Linked DNA regions of Homo sapiens: region 2 is linked to region 1. A link is a loop called in an ENCODE intact Hi-C map of the cell type or tissue named here. Cell type or tissue: tibial artery. All regions are shown on one strand.

Region 1 (5,000 bases):
GTCCAGCTAATTCTAGGCTTCAGCATTAGGGAGTGCATGATTACTGCCTTCCTGAGTTACATTCCTTGGCCACAGCTTTATCGCTGTAGAGGTGAGACTTGGTTCTCTATCAACCTCCTCCTCTGTCATGTCTCCTAACTGGAGGGAGGTGTTAATTACTGAATAAATGGTCAAATGCCAAAAGCCATTATTACTTTAATAATTAGTGTTATAACATTGTAAATATTCCCACTCACCCATGTCATCCATATCCCCTACAAAATTGTGGGCTCCTTTGGGGAAACTAACAATGTATGGGGCAAAAAGGCACTTAATGAATGCTTGTCTGCTTCTTGGACTAGATTGGATGTAGATGACTTTGAGCACACGGCCTGTGGTTCCTATTTATTTGGCATCTCCCTGGGGTGTACTACACTGACACTGACATAATAGCACCTAAAAGAAGACACTTTGAATAAGTGAAAAGTTAACACTTGGTTGATGAACAGATTAAAATGGCTTCAGTCAATGAAAATGCCAAGCCAATAATGGGTCCTAGAATCATACTGTCACGTGAGGTTGTTTGCTCAGAGTAGGAAGAATTGGCTGGGGGGTGTGAGAGGGTTGAAGAGTGGTTTCTTTGGGTGACCATCTTGTCCTGGTTTCCTTGGAATCTTCCTGGTTTTAGTACGGGAAGTTCTGCATCCTTGAAAACTACCCAGTCTGGGGAAAACCAGTTTGGCACCCTTGGTTTCTGAACAGGAACCCATTCCATCTGAGGAAGCCACAAGCACTGCTTGGGCTAGCAGAGTGATCGGATTGGAGGTGAAGTACATTCTTGAAAAGTGGTATCTCACCACCAGACTCTTAGAGCTGCAAAGGGTTACACCGCTAAAAGTGTACCACTAGGGTAGAAATGGGAAACGCACTGCTGCAAAGGCAAAGGAGTGTCAGTGTCCTTGCCAAAAACACAAGGACAGTGGCACCTGCCTTGCCAGGCATCATGAAGACAATGGAACAACACATTGGCGGCATTATTTGCTCAGCCAGGCTCAATTCTCCCTTCTTTCTTGATAACAAAAACCCAGCTCTCCTTAGGGATCACTGTGGCCAGCCCCAGGCAATGAATGATAATCCCCAATAGTCATAATTGATCAAATCCAGTGGCGTTTTCAGAATCACCTGGAACCTTGTTAAGAGATCAGTGTGTACCACCTCCTGAATTCACCTCCTGAATTTCTAAGGAGGCATTAGAGAATTTGCATTTCTAAGAAGTTTCTAGGTGGTGCTGATGGTTCTGGGACTGCACTTTGGGAACTACCGATCTAATTAATCCGGACAATTGTGTTCCCCACTTTTCCAGCCACTGTGCAGCCAGCAGTGACCTTGTGATCCAGATCTAATCAATGAGATCTAATCAATGAGATGGAGACATTTTTGGGAAAGCATTTTTTGTGTATGTGAGGAAAGGGGCACACTGAGCTGGAGTAGCCCTTCCACTCTACCACTTCTTCCTGCCTTCAATGTGGACGTGATATCTGGAGCTGCAACAACCATCTTGTGACTATAAAGCCAAAAACATGAGCAAAGGATCAAGACAGATGCAGGGAAGCCACTCCTTCCTGTGAGCCTCTGAACACAGGCCAGCAACCACTTACCTTGGGACTTAATATATTAGGAAAAATAACAAAACAATTTTATTTGTTCAGTGGGTCAGGTTGTCTATTACTAGAAGCTAGAAACATTCTTTTCTGATACTCAAAGCCAGGCACATAGCAGCGGCTTAGTAAATGCTAACTATTTTATTGTTAAATTTCCAGCCCCACTGTCATTTTACTAAGAGGCCAAAGAACAAGAGTTATTTGGGACAACAACATAGGAGCCAGGCTGCCTGGATTTGGATTCTCACTCCAACACTCAGTGGCTGTGGCTGGGTGATGTTGGGGAAGTCACTCAGGCTCTCTGTGCATCAGCCTCCACACCTATATAATGGGTAAAATACAACACCTACCTCATAGTGTTGTACATGGTATCTTAATTAATAAAGGTTAAGCATTTAGGTATTGCTATGAATATTATTCTATGTTAGTGGCTTTTCCTCATATTTCACCCTTGTGATACAACACTGGTCTGATTAAATCATGACAAAATATTCCACGACTGATAAATCTGGAAGTGTATTAGTGCTAATTAGTTATTGATGGTGATTGATCACACTGGGTAAATCTGGTTGTCCTACTTTACATGCCAGTGGGCTCTTTTCTCATTTCCACTAGACCAGTTATTTCTAATGAATTTCATAGCACGCTTTCAACATTGCAATATTCATGAAGCTGTTTATTCAAACAGCCAAGAGTGAACTTTCAAGATGGCTAGTAACTCTTTCAAACAATCTCTAATGGAAAGTAAACCACAGTCCACATCCTGTACAAACACATGCATTTAAGCACTGTGGGCATCAAGCAAGAAAAGTAAGCAAACATCCCGTTCCTGCCCTCCTAAAAACCTGAAACCTGCGGCTCATTCCTTGCAGAGTTGGTGCTGGGCACAAGTTTGCACATGGGTGGGTCATGCGTGTGTTTAGTCTGGCTAGTCCAATGATTAAAATTGTTTTGAATAAGTTACAGTATTTAAAAATTAGACAATGTCACCCCCAAATCCTGGTTTCTGATATGCCTTAGTCTGTTTTGTGTTGCTATCACAGAATGCCACAGACTGGGTAATTTATTTATTTTTAATTATTTTTTCACAGTTCTGGAGGCTAAGAAGTCCAAAATTAAGGTGCTGGCATCTGATGAGGGCCTTCTTTCTGCATCATCCCACAGAGGAAGGGCAGGAGAGCGCAAGATAACAAAGGAGCAAGAGGGGGCTAAGCTTGCTTTTGTAATTCACTCTTGTGATAACTAATCTACTCCCATGATAATGACAGCAGTCCCTTCATAAGGGCAGAGATTTCATGGCCTAATCACCTTTTATTAGGCCTCTCCTCTCAACACTGTTTCATTAGAAATTTAGTTTCCAACACATAAACTTTGGGGAACACGTTAAAACCGCAAGAAATTGGAAGATTTGCCAAAAAAATCTGGGCCTGCGATGCCCTTCCACAATATTCTCTGATTCACCACTGTCACACCTGGCCCAGTTTATGCATCTCTGTTTCCTGCCTGATTCTGTAAGCATCTGAGGTATGGGTCATTGGGCTGCAGCAGAGAGAGGTCCTATCTGTTGATGGGGAGAGAGTCAGGCCATGGATGAAAAGGAGGGTTTGGTGTTCCCTGGACAAAGGTTTAAACAAAGTTTTAAACCCAGCCCCACTATTTGAGTCAGTGTGAACCTGAGGACGTAAGTTAACTTCCAAGCCTTGATTTTCCATTTAATAAAATGGAGGTAGTGATGCCTGCATCCCCAAGTCAGGATGACGGCCATAGACAGTGACGTAGCAAAAGGGCAACTCAGTAAACAGAAGCCACTGAAGAGTGGCCACCCAATCCCCTGGTCCAGCCATGGGCCTTCAACCTAGTCACTTAACATCTCAGAATCTCAGTTTCTTCATCTGTACAATGAGCTAACATCTCTCTAAGATTTTTCTTGGAATAAGACTATTATATAATCAGCATATAATGATGGCGATTATTTCTGAGTTTGTCTCTCCTTAGTACAGAAATAATCCAGGTAACCAGATGACCCCTTAACAAAGAGCCACAGTCTTGTTCATTGCTGAATCCAGGTGCCAGGCAGGTAGTGCTGTGTTAAGTACTCACTCAAGATAATGACATATATGCATGAATGAATGACCTACATTGAGTAGTGGGAGTATGGGTAGGGAGCTCTCTGAGGGAGTGGGAAATGAGATCACCCTCTCTACAGGAAATTGTTGATGTTTACACAGAAAGGGGGCTGACCAAGCTGTGGCAGGCATCTATCATGAAAAGCTTCCATTAGTCACTCATTCAAAAAATATTTTGGGGAGAATAAATACATTTTTACTGAGTGGGTATACACTTGTTGAAATGATGACTGAGTATATGTTGCCTTCCAGGCCCTCTACTACGTACCGGGAACCAACAGTGAACAAAACACACAATGAACCTACAACAGGGGAGCTGACCTTCTGGTGCAAGGAGACAAATCTGCAATTCAATGGCAGAAAGTGGTAAATTCTGGCCAGGTACAGTGGCTCATGCCTGTAATCCCAGCACTGTGGGAGGCTGAGGCAGGTGGATCACTTGAGGTCAGGGGTTCCAGCCAGCCTAGCCAACATGGCAAAACCCCATCTCTCCTAAAAATACAAAAATTAGCCAGGAGTGGTGGTGCATGCCTGTAATCCCAGCTACTTGGGAGGCTGAGGCAGAAGAATCACCTGAACCCAGAAGGCAGAGGTTGCAGTGAGCCAAGATCACACGACTGCACTCCACTCCAGCCTGGGTAACAGAGCAAGACTCTGTCCCAAAAAAAAAAAAAAGTGGTAAATTCTATGAATGAAAGTAAATCCAGGTGTATGAATTTCCAGGTGCTGCTATAACAAATGGCCATATACTTGGTAGGTTAAATAATATCAATTTATTATCTTACAGTCCTGGAAGTCTCCCTGGGCTGAAATCCTGCTGTCAGCAGGACTGTGTTTCTTCTGGAAGATCTTGGGGAAAATCTGTCTGCTTGTCTTTTCAGCTTCCAGAGGTGTCACATTCCTCAGCTTGTGATCCCATATTACTGCGACTTCTGCTTTGGTTGTCACATCTTCTCTCACCCTTATGCATCCCCTTTTATTTATTTTTTATTTTAGGTTCCGGGTGCAAGTTCAGGTTTGTTACTTAGGTAAACTGCATGTCACAGGGCATTGGTGTATAGATTATGTCATCACCCAGGTAGTAAGCATAGTTCCTAATAGGTAGCTTTTTGATCCTCTCCCTCCACCCAGTGTTTGTTGTTCCCCTCTTTATGTCCATGTGTTTTTATTGTTCAGCTCCCACTTATAAGTGATACCCAAAGAAATATAAATCATACTATAAAGACATATGCAC
Region 2 (5,000 bases), 150 kb after region 1:
AAATGCTGTTCCCTACACTTTCAGCCACTCAACTTTGCCCGTCCTTCAGCTGTCTCCATTTCCTGTCCTTCCCCCACCTGCCCCACCTGGGCCAGGTGGCCATACCTGTTGTATTAGTCAGCTCAGGCTGCTCTAACAGAACACTACAGACCAGGCAGCTTAAAGAACAGGAGTTTCTTTTCTCACAGTTCGGCAGGCTGGAAGTCCAGGATAAAGGTGCAACAGGGTTGGTTCCTGGTAAGGCCTCTCTACCTGGCTTGTAGACAGCCACCTTCTTGCTGTGTCCTCACACAGTCTTTCCTGTGTGGATGCTCGAGGGGAGAGGGCTCTGGTGTCTCTTCCCCTCCTTATGAGGACACCAACTGTACTAGATTGGGGCCCCACTCTGATGGTCTCATTTCACCTTAATCACCTCCCTAAAGGCCCTATCTCCAATGACAATCACACTCTGAAGTATGGGGTTTCAGGGCTTCCACATGTGAATGTGGGTGAGGGGGACACAGTTTAGCCCCCAACACCCCTCCTGCCCGTGTTCGCTTTCCTTCAACAGTTTCTCACGCACCTGCGCGTATCCGAGGCTATCCTCTGAGCACACCCATGTCAGGACTCACGCACCTTCCATGGTCATCCTCGCCTGCTCAAACACACCTTTGCCCCCTCCTCCTTGCCGCAAAACTCACAGACCCGCATGATGTTTCAGTGGGCAAATGCAAAGGTCCCTCTCAGCCCACGTCCCTGGGACTTCCCCATGAGAGCCTGCCTTGCCTGGTCCTTGGGCTCTGCCCTCTCCTCTCCTTTCTCTGCTTTTCACCCCAGCAGTGGCTTCTTGCTGCTTCCACATGCCAGCCCGGCTCCCCTGGACCCACTCCCATTCCTCTCTGCATGGTTCCTGGGGGGTCTCTCCACACCATGACCCCCTCTTACGTGGTTCACTGGCCATGTGGATGCCACAGGCCCCTCCAGCTCTGTACAGCATGAATGAATTCATCTCTTTCCCCCACAAGCCTATTCTCTGTCTGGCCCCACCACTGGTGACACTGGAGACCTGGGCATCCTCTGTGACTCCTCCGTCAATCCCTCCATTGGACCAACCACCAAATGCTGTCCTTCCATCCTGCTGCTTGTCTCAGCTCCCTGCAGGTTGGGGATTGCTTTGCTGTGCAGGGACACCAAGATGTGGGAAGCAGAGGCTGGACTCAAGAGTCCTGCCAGAGGCAGATTTCGAGACAAGCAAGTGAAGGCGGTTGGATAGATGGAGAGGAGGGTGTTCAACTGGTCTGCTCATGGCTCCATCCCCACCAAGAAACAGAGACTCTCAAACTGTTTAATACAAATACTTTAATACAAAGACTTTAATACAAAGACTACTCACCAAGTTGTGAACGAGGTTTGGGTAACCAGCAAGAGACAGTGTAGAACCCAGGGGCTAAGGGCAGGGGGTAGTGTCACTGCTCCTAGGCCCGATGGGGAGTGAGGGGGTGGTCTCTGGAACGGAGACAGAAACACAAGATGGGAGCAACGGGCCAGAGCAGTGGGGCTCTAGCAGACAGAAGCAGCCCGTCCTAAGCAACCTCATGTGTTCATGTATGTATGTATGTATGTATTATTATTATTATTATTATTATTAGACGGAGTTTTGCTCTTGTTGCCCAGGCTGGAGGGCAAAGATGTGATCTTGGCTCACCGCAACCTCCGCCTCCCGAGTTCAAGCGATTCTCCTGCCTCAGCCTCCCAGGTAGTTGGGATTACAGGCATGTGCCACCACGCCCAGCTAATTTTGTATTTTTAATAGAGATGGGGTTTCTCCATGTTGGTCAGGCTGGTCTCAAACTCCCGACCTCAGGTGATCCGTCCACCTTAGCCTCCCAAAGTGCTGGGATTACAGGCCTGAGCCACCACGCCTGGCCATATGAATATTATTTCGGTATGATAAGGCCAGCAGATTGGGAGAGGACTGACACTGAAAAGATCATTTGTCCCTTAGAGTTCCCAATAAGAAAGGGCCCACCATGCTATGAAGAGCCACTGGGGAAACACGTAGGTGGGTCAGGAGACAGGGAGGGGAGACACAGTAGGCAAGAACCTCCATTGAGGTTTTGATTGGAAGGAATGAAAGAGGCAGGGCAGGCAGGCTTAGGATTGCTGGTTTGAATAATTTTAGCTGATCTGGGGCTCAGAGTTGCTGCCCTGCATTGTCTGGTTTCCAGCCCTGGGATGATCAGGGCAGGTGGAGTGTGACAGCCCCATAGGGGAGGAGGTGGAGGGTGTGGGCTCTGGATCAGTTGGTTGGCGTTTGAAAAGCACACTCTTGAGCGAATTGTTGACCATTTCTAGATTGGCCAGCCCTGGGAGGGGCAGTCCCTCCAGGATTAGCAAGGCCTCAGACGTCAAAGAATCTGAATACAGAACACAAAAGACACGTGCATACACCACACAGAGAGGGAGTTAGGGGAACCAACACCCATTCCCACTCTTCTCCCGCCCTCAGATCTCCTGCTGATGTCGCCCCTTGGCCAAACCCAACAGGAATCTGGAGGGTGAGAAAGATGGCTGGGACAGTCAGGGAGGGGAGTGGCTCTGAAGAGGGACTGGACTCAGCAGCCACTAAACTAAGCTCCCGTGCAGACAAGAGTTCTTTATTCCTTTTGAAATCTTCCCAATACGTGCTGGTTGAATGGAGATGCAATCAGCCTGGGGAGATACAACACGGCTTGCAGAAGGAAACGCATCCTGAGCTGGGTTTTGAGGGATGAATAGGCATTTTCCAGGGAATGCTAGACACATAAATGGAAGAGCATAAGCAAAGGGATGGAGATTAACACAATATGTTTGGCAAGCTGCAAGCTTTGCAACAGTTCTGGATTGTGAAATTTCTGGGGAGGAGGCTGGCACAGAGCAGATTCCCTGGGAGTGTCTCTGCCCTCGGTCATTTCATTCTCCTCTATGGGCCTCTCTGCAAAGCAATGTGTTCATGTGTGTAAAGTGCTTCCAAGGGGGCTGGTACAGAGGGAAATACTTGGTAAATAGTGGTGATTATCATAATGATTATTAGCATGCCTAATAATATCACCTCCCCTACTTTCCCGGCCTCTGGGGTACCTCAAATTGGACACCATATTAGAAGTTCTTTGCAAAACAAAGGACCAACAGAACTCAAGGCAGAAGCAAGGCCACAGGGCTCAGGCAACCATCTCCTGTGGGTAATAGTCTGGTTTCAGGGCAGGTGAGCCAGCCCAGAAGTCAGGCCCAATGGCTCCGGCGCTCTGAGACAGGGACGATGGCTGGCCTGTTTGGGATTCCCTAGCCTCATCGATCAAATGATCCAGGGATGAGGGAGAATGCCAGGGTCTATTTCCCATCTGTGATCAGCCTTGACTCCAAGCCCATACTCCACACCCAGTTTTCTGGAAGAGGGAGAAATAGCCCTCGAGGGCCAAAGAATATAATACCCTTGGATGCCCCAGCTGTGTGAGACCGTCTGAGACGCCTTTATCACTGCACACAGCGGCTGCCAAAGTCAGACCTAACTCCTTCCCAGGAAATTCTTGGCTCTGCTTGTGAGCAGCCCGTCTGGTGGAATTAATTTCAGCCTATATGATGCTAACGCCATGAGAACAGAGACATATAAAACAGTCCTCCCAAGGCTTTGCGTGGCAATAAAGACTGAACCGTGCTTAATTTATGCACATTGCAAGGCTACCCTCTGCAGGAAGCATAAAGCCATCCCTTGTGGGGGCTGGAACAGTAAGGGGCTCCTCTTGACCCTGGGCCTCACGGAGGGAGCTCATTCCCTCTTCCCAGGCTCCTTCCATCTTTCTGCGTGGATTGTGGATTTCCAGACTTGGGCTCTGGCCTTTATCAGTGAGACAGCCATGGTGTAGGGGATCTGCAAGGGCTGTAGAACTGGAGGTGGAACTATGTACTTAGTTCCATGCAAACCACTGAGGAAGGGACACTCGGGAGGTGATCTGCATCCTGGAGTCATGGGGCTATCATCTGCTAATGCTAGAGAGAGATTTTGAGATCATCTAATTCAGACCCAGGTGAGTTCAGAGATTTAAAATGATGGAACCAAAGTCACACAACACACTCATGGAAGGATCTGGACTTTGACATCAGAATAGGGGTGGGGCAAGTTCAAAAATGTGGAGTTGGAGAGTCCCGGGTTAGAACCCAGACTCTGCCAGGTCCTTGCTTTCTGACTTCAAGCAAGTTATTTCAACTCTGTGTTTCGTTTCCTTGTTCATAAAGTAAGTGCACCATGGGAATTCTGGGAGAATTAAAGGAGATAGTGTTTGTTCAGCATAACCACATGCCCAGCATATGGTAAATATCCAGCAATAGTAGCTATTGCTGTTATGGCTTCTGAGTAAATGCATATTTTAGTGTGGGTTTCTTTCAAGCTAAGACAGGGATTTAGGTATAAGTAGTGATACGTTTTCGATCTGTGTCCCCACCAAAATTTCATGTCAAATTCTAATCCCCAAAGTTGGAAGTGGGGCCCAGTGGGAGGTGACTGGATCATGGGGGTGGATCCTTCATGAATGGCTTAGCGCCGTCCCCTTGGTGCTGTTCTTATGATAGTGAGTGAGTCATCACAAGATCTGGTTGTTTAAAAGTGTGTAGCACCTTCTCCCTCTCTCTCTTGCTCCTGCTCCTGCCATGTGAGATGCTTCACTCCCCGTTTGCCTTCCGCCATGATTGTAAGCTTTCTGAGACCTCCCCAGAAGCTGAGCAGATGCCAGAGTCGTGCTTCCTGTACAGCCCGTGGAACTCTGAGCCAAATAAACTTTTTTCCTTATAAATGGCTGTCTCAGGTATTTCTTTATAGCAGTGTGAGAATGGACTTAAACACGTGGCTTGTTAAGGAAGATGATCCCAGGAAGCAGGAGTAAGGGAACAAGGCAAATGAGACAGGAAAGCAGGAAAAGAAACCAGTGTGAGGGTTTGCTATTGTCTTAGTCCATTCACGCAGCTATAACAAAATACTATAAACTGGG

Evidence for each region. Peaks named below come from ENCODE experiments on the same cell type or tissue, not always from the same donor. Only the 100,000 strongest peaks of a DNase experiment are listed, where the experiment ranks them.
Region 2: a loop joins it to region 1, with 2.2 times the contacts of the local background. A loop is called at or near these places in 46 of 110 quality-filtered maps.

What each region holds. Positions count from the first base shown.
Region 1 is chr4:5,132,239-5,137,238 of GRCh38, reverse strand. All of the region lies in intron 1 of STK32B (serine/threonine kinase 32B), which reads right to left. Among named protein-coding and RNA genes, the nearest start is that of STK32B, 83 kb to the right of the region's middle. RefSeq lists an enhancer at 2,620-3,218 and a silencer at 3,683-3,977. In tibial artery, no CTCF peak of the experiment used is centred here; no DNase peak of the experiment used is centred here.
Region 2 is chr4:4,979,491-4,984,490 of GRCh38, reverse strand. The region is part of intron 2 of LOC101928306 (a long non-coding RNA gene); the gene reads right to left. Among named protein-coding and RNA genes, the nearest start is that of CYTL1, 37 kb to the left of the region's middle. In tibial artery, no CTCF peak of the experiment used is centred here; a DNase peak (open chromatin) is centred at 2,860.